2 separate regions of the Mus musculus genome follow, and region 2 is linked to region 1. A link is a loop called in an ENCODE intact Hi-C map of the cell type or tissue named here. Cell type or tissue: left cerebral cortex. All regions are shown on one strand. Links, peaks and the distances in the headings refer to the core of each region. The heading gives the core; the rest is flanking DNA.

Evidence for each region. Peaks named below come from ENCODE experiments on the same cell type or tissue, not always from the same donor. Only the 100,000 strongest peaks of a DNase experiment are listed, where the experiment ranks them.
Region 2: a loop joins it to region 1, with 10 times the contacts of the local background. A loop is called at or near these places in 12 of 42 quality-filtered maps.

The regions. Positions count from the first base shown.
Region 1 is chrX:139,417,525-139,422,850 of GRCm38, reverse strand. No RefSeq gene overlaps it. Among named protein-coding and RNA genes, the nearest start is that of Radx, 60 kb to the left of the region's middle. In left cerebral cortex, for the core only: no CTCF peak of the experiment used is centred there; a DNase peak (open chromatin) is centred at 2,715.
Region 2 is chrX:139,759,846-139,765,171 of GRCm38, reverse strand. No RefSeq gene overlaps it. Among named protein-coding and RNA genes, the nearest start is that of Ripply1, 20 kb to the left of the region's middle. In left cerebral cortex, for the core only: a CTCF peak has its summit at 2,410 (motif pointing right); DNase peaks (open chromatin) are centred at 1,975 and 2,420.

The DNA.
Region 1 (5,326 bases), core at 100-5,099:
CAAGGCATCTGCTCTCTACAAATTGTCCTAAAGATTAAACTCAAATTGAAAATATAGCTTAAGACAGAAATTCTATGATCTGTATAGTAAGTAGGCCTCTATATGTGTGTGTGTGTGTGTAAGAGAGAGGGAGAGAGAGAGAGAGAGAGAGAGGGAGGGAGGGAGGGAAGGAGAGAGAGAGAGAGAGAGAGAGAGAGAGAGAGAGAGAGAGAGGGAGAGAGAGGGAGAGAGAGAGACTGCTTTTACTCAACCATAACATACAAAATTATATCATCTTCAGGAAAGTGGATAATAACATACTTATTAGAATAAGCCAGTCTCATAACTACAAGTACCATATGTTTTCTCTCATATGCAGAATTTAATAGAAAAAAAGCAGACTACTATTAGGAACTACTATTGGGAATATGTAAAAAATAATATGATCGAAATACAGTCTACTCATGTATTAAAATGTCATAATATATTACTCAATACATTACTTTGTATAATTAATGTACGCTAAAAATAAACTGATGGAGGACTATAGAGATTATTGAAATGGTATGCACATATAATTGCTCAAAAGTACATAAAATGCACAAGTATACATAGACATAGTTAACATAATCATGATAAAAGTGATACTATACTGAGGGAAGAATTTTCAACTACTAAAAGTCAGAAAAGGCTGTGAGGTATATACGTCAAGAGTTTTCAAATCAAAAGGAGACCTGAGGAGGCCTGAGGAAGTAACTCGGTTGGTTAAATGCTTGCAAGGGCCAGAGTTTGATCCATAGAACTCACATAGTTAAGTCCAGGCTTGGTGGAACGTGCTTGTAATTCCAGCAGGGGACATAGAGACAGGTGGATGTCTGCGGCTCAGTGTACAGTTAGTCCAGCTTACTTGGTAAGTTCCAGACCAGAGAGAGTTCCTTGTATCCAAAAAAGGTGGTGGGCAGTGCTTGAGAAATGACAGCTGGGATTGTCCTCTGGCCTCCCCAAGCAGACATGACCTTCTACCCCCAATAGGGAACGTTTTACTGACTTTGTGGGAGGCAACACTTTCTTTAACAGGATATACCAAATGGGATCAACAAAACAAAACAACAACTATAAGAAGGAACAGTATTAAAACTTAAGAACTCTTTTCATTAAGAAAAAAAAAGAACTCTTAATTTGAATATGTCTATCCAACAAAATTTTTATCCAGAATGTGTCAAAACGGTTTATGTACATGCAAAATGGGCAACCAGCCAATCTGAAAATAAATGGTAGTGTAAAGAAATAATGATGAAGTGAAAGGGTTCTCACTTTCATTATTTGTAAGGATTTGGAAAATAGAAATTAAAGCTTATTTATTGTAATGCATTCACCCTTACATCTTAATTGCTAAAATGAAAACTCCTGAAAACATACCTTTGTAAAGACAGCAAGTAATCAGAATTGGCCTACACTGCCTATATATACTATATGTATATAATATACATAGATATGATGACTATGGCAATAGCTTATGTGTATAATTTTTTCACAGCCTATGAAGCAACAATTTCACTCCTAGGAAATGATCCAGCAGAAGTGCACCAGAAAAATGTATATGTGTTTGTAGCATCACTATTTATAATAGCTTAAAAACTTGAAGCTTCCCACATGGACAGTAGACTGATTGAATAAAGTGTGGAAGAATTGCTTAATGAAATATCATATAGCAAAGAAAACAGAAAATCATCAAAATATGTGAGTTTTACAAAGTGTGTTAATCAAGTAAGACACAAGAGACTATACAGTATAGGATCCATTTTACATAAAGCTGGAAAATACGCAAAAGTAACATGCAGTAAGATATGTCAGATTCGTGGTAATTCTTGGGAAGTTCAATAGCTTGAAGCAAGGAGAGGTGATTGTGGGATGTGACCATAAGCCGTTTATCATTATTGTCACATGGATATTACACATTGTGTAAAATTTATCACATTGAAAATTGATAATTTAGGTTATGATACAGTAAACCTAAAAGCACAAATGTAAACAAACAAACAAAAACCAGTCTGGGATCAGCCCAAGACCCTTCCAAAATCTAGAAAGCTTTTACAGCTGTGTCTAAAGAGATTGCCACAAAAGAGTAAGACTGAGCTGAAAAGCAGGGTCAGGAGGCAGATTGGAAATGGAATTGGAAGCATAACTTGAACTTTTCCTACATCAAAATCAAGGGCCTCAAAAAATTGCGCTTGGATCACTTGGATGTAAAGATTTGCACGGGAGAATTTGGGATCTTGAACTATTACATTCCCCTTATGCATCCAGATCAGCGACAATAGCCTTCCTATCTCTGCCTTTGCAGCTTGCTTGAAGACAGCAAGTTTCCTACGTGGAGACCTTCCATATGCATTACAAATCCAGGATGCTTACAGGATGACACATTCAAGATCCTTGCTCTCATTGCCTCTCACACCAACTTGTCAGAGCAGCTCTTGTTACAGGAAGTAAAGTCCCTGCTCTCAGAAATGTGTGTGTGTGTGTGTGTGTGTGTGTGTGTGTGTGTGTGTGTGTGTGTGTGTGTGTGAAGTTCAAATGCAGATTAGACATGCTGGCATGGACCCTGAAAACATATGCAGCCATGGATCCTAAGGCTCTAGATGGGAACTGGGGAGAAGGGAAAATTACTGACATGACACCACAGCAGGACTGCCGTACCAACATTCCCTCCCTGCGGGAGAATGATTGGCTGGTTAACTACTTGCTATATAAAGGCACTGAATTTGTAGCCCAAGTTGCTCAGCTGTGGCGAAACCCAGTATCTGTAGCTGCCATCTGCTCCCGAAGTGTCACGCAGTGGAATTCAGGGACAGGTGAACTGGAACTCCCAGCCTGGTACTGTGGCTGTTTGCTGTGTTGTTAGTAATCAACTTTTTTGTACTGACTCACTCACTAAATCTTGTCTTCTTTTGCCACCTGTGGAGGATGGCAAATTGGTGTGCTAAATTACGTATTCATTTTCTTTATAGTATACCTATTTCATGCCCTCCGATTAGGTTTCTAATTGGACTGACATAGCAAACTACTAATATAGGCAATGCCTCTGTGGAAGAGAAAAGATAAAGACACTCAGATCAATTCGTTGATGTGAAGAAGGAATGCATTTGCCTGTCCGGTGGAATAAGAAGAAGGTGAGTAGGTTTTCCTTTAAACTGAAGTGCATTGATGACTAGTCCCCAAGTAGTGACAGGCCATATTTCATTAAGTTGTCCAAATGGTTTCCCCTCCTACAAATTTGAACCTTCCTATAACAGGGAGGCAGGGCCTTCAAAAGAGAGGAAGCAGGTAAAGATCCAGTCAGTCCATCTAGAACTAGAACAAGAATTGCCACACTGATAGATGGTGAATGGTAGTCAGTGGGCTCTCTCACCCAAGACCTCGTGATATATGAGCAACATTCCAAACACGGCCGGTTGTGTTGAATTGCTGTTTCAATAAAATTGTGGCCAACTCAAGATGAATACAAAGGAAGTTGCTTACAATATAGTAGCTGAGCTAGGTGTGGTGATGCACACTCGTAATCCTAGCACTCCAGATGCTGAAGGGCAAGGCAGGAAGACCGTAAGTTTGAGGTCAGACTGGATTGTAAATGAGACTGCCTAAAAAAAAAAAAAATCAAAATGGTATGGAGCAAAATACAGTAGCCATAGCTATGCCAGACTGACTATATCAGGAACAGAATGACAAGTCTGCTTATGATGAGCATAAAAATAGATGCCCTAGAGTAGGACCTAGCCATGAGTCAATGTGTGTTTGGCTATAAAGTGAAGATTTCAAGGCTGACATGTTGGCTCTCAACTGTAATTCTAGTACACTGGAGGCTGAGGCAGGAGGATTGCTGTAAGTTAGAAGCCAATCTAACCTACACAGTGAATTCCAGAACAACTTGAGCTACAGAGTCTCTCTCTCTCTCTCTCTCTCTCACACACACACACACACACACACACACACACACACACACACAAACACACACACATACACACACCCTAGAATTAACTCCAGCCACCACATAACCAAAATAAGAGTTATTAATGAAGAGATTAATGTGCTGAACACTGAACCAATTTCTAGACAGGAGTTGAACAGGCTACTGTTTGTCCAGTTGCAACAGAAAATATCTCTGTGGAGCCAGACTCCTCCTTGGAGGCCAGTCTCTTTTTAGATGAATAAAGAAGCCAACTGATACCAAGGGACAAATTTTTTCTTCAGCAATCATACAGTTTGACCTTAATCTCTTGCACCTTCACTTGGTGTGATTCTAAAGACCTCTCTGTCCCCCGGTGGGTCCAGAGGCCATACATCATATGCCTCCATAATGATACAATAAAGCAGATCATAAAAGTATAAGATGAAATCGATTTTTGTTTACTTAGATGACATGACGGTGATTTAAAAAACAGGATATATAATGTTTTCTTGAGGGGCAAGGACTACTTGATCTGGAAATGTAGTAATCCAGGATTAATAGTGATCATTTCTGGGCCATCTTTCCAAGTGCTGCTTTGCTCTACTGATGCTATTCATTCTGCGTAACGTTCATTTGCTATCGCTGTTTTGCATGCATATACTGTGTGTCCTCATAAAAACCAGGGTGGGAGGATTCTCCTATTTGTGAAGAGCCACGTCTAGAGTAGTGTTGGGGGTGGGGAGGTTATATTAAAGGTAACCTCTAGACTACTAGTTCACTTCTGTTTTCTTCAGAAAGGAGTTAGCAGGGTATTCATACAATTGGTGTGAATGGCCATGGTAATTTGTCTGTCTCTGAAGAGTCTAAATCAAGCAATGCAGCCTCCTAACCCTCTGGGAGGGGGAGCTATATTACTTGGATTCATTACCAGCCTAGTCAAGTAACTTTGCATCATAACCCTTTGCTATAAAATGTTTCCTATAGGTTTGAGGGTTTGAACATTTGTACCTAAGCTGGCTGCACGATTTGTTGTAGAATCTTTTGGAGAAAGACCTTCATTGGAGGAAGTGGATCACTGATAGAAGACTTTGAGATTTGTAGCCTAAAATCATTTCCTGCCCTGTCTCGGCTCCCTGACCCACTCAGATGGTCAGATGTGAGCAAAAAGCCTCCTCTTCTACTGCCACCACTGTGAGCCTCCACACCTAACCTGAAGAAGTTCACCACCTCAACTATGAGACTGAATCAGTCTCTCCATCCCTAAGGTGTTTCTTATTGATATTTGGTCACAGCTAAAGGGATGTTCACTAACTCAACCTCTAAAGAACTCCACTTATGTTACTTGGTTTTTTTTATTAGATATTTTCTTTATTTACATTTCAAATGCTATCCTGAAAGTTC
Region 2 (5,326 bases), core at 268-5,267, 340 kb before region 1:
ACCCACCCCTACTGTGTACCTTTCTTTTCCAAAAGTAAAATACTTGTATTTACTCTTTAAAGTTTTGTGTAAGTATATAATGCACTGATCATATTCACCCCTCACTCCCCATTCCGACCCTCACTACTCTCCAATGCTTCCCACCTCCCAACTTCTTCCCCTTCTTCCCCTTCTTCCCCTTCCCCTTCCCCTTCCCCTTCTTCTTCTTCTTCTTCTTCTTCTTCTTCTTCTTCTTCTTCTTCTTCTTCTTCTTCTTCTTCTTCTTCTTCTTCTTCTTCTTCTTCTTCTTCTTCTTCTTCTTCTTCTTCTTCTTCTTCTTCTTCTTCTTCTTCTTCTTCCCCTTCTTCCCCTTCTTCCCCTTCTTCCCCTTCTTTCCCTTCTTCTTCTTCTTCTTCTTCTTCTTCTTCTTCTTCTTCTTCTTCTTCTTCTTCTTCTTCTTCTTCTTCTTCTTCTTCTTCTTCTTCTCCTTCTCCTTCTTCTCCTTCTTCTCCTCCCCCTCCCCCTCCCCCTCCCCCTCCCCCTCTCCCTCTCCCTCTCCCTCTCCCTCCCCGATTACTGATACTCATATGCATGTGATTGTGGGGCCATCCATTGGAGCCTGGACAACCTATCAGTGACCACACCTTTAAAGAAAAGTGACTGTTTTTCTACCAAGCCACCCACTGGTAATTACTCCTTTGGTAGGATTGGGGCCTTGCGAGTTCCTTTCCCTTGTATGCTGGAAATTGTTTATCAATTAAATTTGTTTTCAGATAATTTCATATATATATACATATATATATGTATATATATATATATATAATATTGTGAAGGTCTTATTTTCTTAACATGAAAACATTCTTGCAGGACTAACACCCCAACCTAAGGCCCTGTACTGACTAGTTTTGTGTCAACTTGACACAGGAGTTATCACAGAGAAAGGCACTTCAGTTGAGGAAATGCCTCCATGAGATCCAGTTGTATGGCATTTTCTCGATTAGTGATCAAGGGGGAGAGTCCCATTGCGGGTGGTGCCATCCCTGGGTTGGGTAGTCTTGGGTTCTATAAGAAAGCAAGATGAACAAGCCGGGGGAAGCAAGCCAGTAAGTAACATCCCTCCATGGCCTCTGCATCAGCTCCTGCTTCCTGACCTGCTTGAGTTCCAGTCCTGACTTCCTTTGGTGGTCAACAGCAATGTGGAAGTGTAAGCTGAATAAACCCTTTCCTCCCCAACTGCTTCTTGGTCATGATGTTTGTGCAGGAATAGAAACCCTGACTAAGATAGGCCCCAGTATATTCTTTGACGATGCCATACATGTATGCAACATATCCTGATGATTCTTTTTTTGTTTTGTTTTTATGGTTTAAGTGCTTTATTATAGAAATGCAGGGAGAAAGAGAGAAGGTAGAAAGAGAGAGGGGGTCTAGAGAGTAAGAGAGTAAGAGAGAGGAGAGAGGAGAGGAGAGGACAAAGAGAAAGGAGAGAGGAGAGAAGACAAAGAGAGGGGAGAGAGAAGAGAGGAGTGAGAGAAGTGAGAAGTAAGAGATCAAAGGAGCGAGAGTCCTGATGATTCTTGTCTCCTTCTCTCTCTCCTTCTCCCCCTCCCCTCCCTTATGAGGGAGAGAGCTCAAGGGGTGTCATCCCCCCCCCAGGGGAACTACTGGCTCTCACTGGGACAAGGGCTTATTTTTTTATTTAATCATCTCTTTAAATCCCCTGTTTCCAAATTCATGTTATGAGGTAATAGGTACTAGGCTTCAATATCTGAAACTGATGTGGATACAGATCATCTCATAATAACTATAAAGATCATAAAATGCTGTTCAATATTAAGTGTCAGGCTAATACGAATGAAAACCTGCAGTGAGATATTACTACATACTAAGACAGCTGTAATAAAAAGACAGAAAATAACAGGTGTTAGCAAGGATGCAGAGAAAGTGGAAATCTGATCCAGTGCTACGGAAAATGTACAACAGTCCAAGCACATAGAGAACAATCTGTCAGTGCCTTAAAATATTCAACGTGGAGTTCCCATATGCCTCAGTAATTCTATTTCTAGATCTATAAATACTTTAAAGAAGTGCATAAATATGGGCACAAAAATCCAAATACAACCATCCTTACAGACACATTATATATAATTCTCCCAAATTGGACAGCAAAATTTCCATCAAAAGTAGAATGAATTTTTAAACTATAGCTATACAATGAACTATCAGAGCACAATCAAAGGGAAGCAATGATTGAGATACCATATGAATGCATTTCATGAGCACAATGCTCAATCAAAGAGGCTAAAGACAAAAGAATACCTATTTCATCACAAATGTAAGATTCCATGAATATAATTTTCAAAAATGGATGAAACAAATTTGTGAGTTCTAGAAATCAACATTGTTATCTCTGGAGAGAAGCAAAGGAGCTAAGGCCCAGCAGGGGGCAGTAGCTCTACAGCACTTACTGAGGTATATGTTCATTCAACAAGACTTCAGTCATTTATCTGTGCGGTTAGAGTTCACATGGCAAAATAATTCACCTATAATTTCCAAGGGCCGGGACTTGGTCCTAGGTTCTTGTTTTTTTGTTTTTTGTTTTTTTTTTAAATTTGGTCTTTTCCCCCATTTTGTGTATTTACACTTTATTTTTTAAATTGGATATTTTATTTATTTATTTGCATTTCAAATGTTTTCCCCTTTCCAAGTCTCCCCTCTGGAAACCCGCTATCCCATTACCCTTCCCCCTGCTTCTATGAGGGTGCTTGCCCCACCCACCCAGCCACCCACTCCCACTTCCCCACCCAAGCATTCCTCTACACTGGGGCATCGGTTTTGACAAGGGGAAATAGACATGGGCTCTCATGCCCAACCAAGAATCTGTCTCCAATTGACAACTGCTTGCCATGTTAAAAATAGTTTTCTTCAATGGAGACTCACTAGTTATATTTACCCCACTTGAGAATGGGCCCGGTGACCAGCAGTGGCCAGCACAACATGACCTCAATGGTATTTCTATAGACTGTCTTTTGCATGTTGCTTTGTTTGGGCATGTTCTGTCTTCCTGGGTTCTCTGTTTTTATATTATTGCTTCTAACTCTGGACTTTTATGTTTTCTTTTTTTGGTGTGTCTATTTCTTGTAGGTTTTTTTTTTTTTTAATTCTGGTTTGTTTCCTGCTTTTTGCCTGTTTGTTTTCTAAAGAGAAAGAGATAGAAAGGACATGGCGTTGGGTGAGAGTCTGGGAGTTGTGGGAGGGGAACTGTTATCAGAACATAGGGTATAAAAGTATTTTTATAAAATTCCCAGGGCCAGCAAGATGGCTCAGTTCTCTCTGTACAAGTATGATGGCTTATGTTTGATCCCATGAATCTGTGGTGGAGAAAGAGAGCCAACTCCTGAAAGCAAACTCTTCCCTGCCTGCCATATGACCATTAATGCATGCCTCACCCCATGTAATAAATCAAGGTAAAAAATTTAAATGTCCCTAAATTAATAAAATAAATAAATAAATAAATAAATCAGGCATGGTAGTGAGGCAGATGACCCTGAGAAGCTAGAACCAGGAGAATTACGAGTTCGAGGTCAGCCTCAACTACGGGACACAGGAAAGTTCCATCATCTCCTAACATGCAATGTTGCTTCGTTGTGCTCAGATGGACTCATACCCTGAAACCCAGAGCAGCCGCTGGTCTCTTCTTTATCACTATAGCTTTGGCCTTTCAAGAATGTCTAGAGTTTGCTATTTTAAAGTAGTCTAATACATTTAGAGAAGAGTGTTAATTGGTACAGAGCATCAATACTTAAATTTACACTGAGAAGCAAATAGAAGGACACAATTTAGGTGCAGACAGGACTGCTCCTCACTGGAGTATGTATCAAGTGAGGGTAGACTTCCCTATAGAAGTCTTCATTTATTAATTTGTATGATGTTGAATATTAGAACACGGGGGCTAGGCAAGTATAGTACCAATGGTTTTATCTTCTTTCTTTATTAGACACGGTCTCTCTGTGGAGCCCTGGCTGTCCTGGAACTTGCTATGCAGGCTAGGCTGGCCTCAACCTCACAGAGACCCACTTGCCTCTGCCTACTGAGTGCTGGGATTAAAGGCATGTGCCACCTGTTGGTACATATTATGGTCAGTTGACTTTATTAAAGTTGATCAGATAAAGTCTTTTCAATCAATTACAACAGTTGAATTTCTAATAATGAGAGAATTAAAATGAATTATTTATTTAAATCATATAAAAATCACACGTAATGGATTAAAGATTGCAAAACTCTATGAAATTGTCATGAGCAGTTTCCTTAATATGAATCCAAAAGAACAGGCCACAACCCAAACTATGGGAGTGTATCAAACTAAAAGCACTGATAGCGTTGAGGCAATGGACAACAGTGTGAAGAAACAACCCAGGGATGGGGAGAAAGCACTTGTAATCTATTTATCTAATAAAGGGCCAATATTCAAAACATGTAAGAAGCGAGTTCATTAGCTAGAGAAACCTGTTTAAAATTATTTTCTCCATGTTTTGCTTGCTGTAACAAAACACCTTATAAACAACACATGTATTACTTACAGTTTTGGACACTGGGAAAGTCAAAGACCAAGAGACAAGCTGTTTCATAAATGGTATACTTCCTTCTGTCTTCACCAGGCACAAAAGGCAGCTCTCTTGGGTCTCTTTTGTAAGGGTACTAATGTTTTCTAACCTAATTAACATTTTTAATGATTGTATTTTATTTGCATTGGTACTTTGCCTACGTATATGTCTGTGTGAAGATGTGTGATCGCCTGGAACTGGAGTTATAGACAGTTGTGAGCTGCCATGTGGGTGCTGGGAATTTAAGTCAGAGCCTTTGGAAGAGCAGTCAGTGCTCTTCACTGCTGAGCCATCCCTCTAGGCCCCTAATTAACATTTACTTTGCCCTCTTCATACCATTTTATGTTGGGGATTATGTTTCAATATGTGAACTTTGTAAGGAGAGACATAGACATTCAAACTCTACCAATAAACAAAGGTCTGAAGAGGTATTTCTAAAATAAGATAATTAATAAATAAGTACCGACGATCATATGCCCCAGTACAAGGGAATGCCAGGGCCAGGAAGCAAGAGTGAGTGGGTTGGGGAGCAGGGCAGGGGAGGGGATAGGGGGCTTTGGGGATAGCATTTGAAATGTAAATGAAGAAAATATCTAATAAAAAAGAGAAAGGCAAAAAATAAATGTTAACAAAGCTTAAAATTTTTCATCCCTCAGATACTATGAATTTGCAATTTTGCAATTGTTTATACACATACAACTCATAAGAAAAAATGCTGTTCTTTTAAGGAGACGGTCTTTGGACAT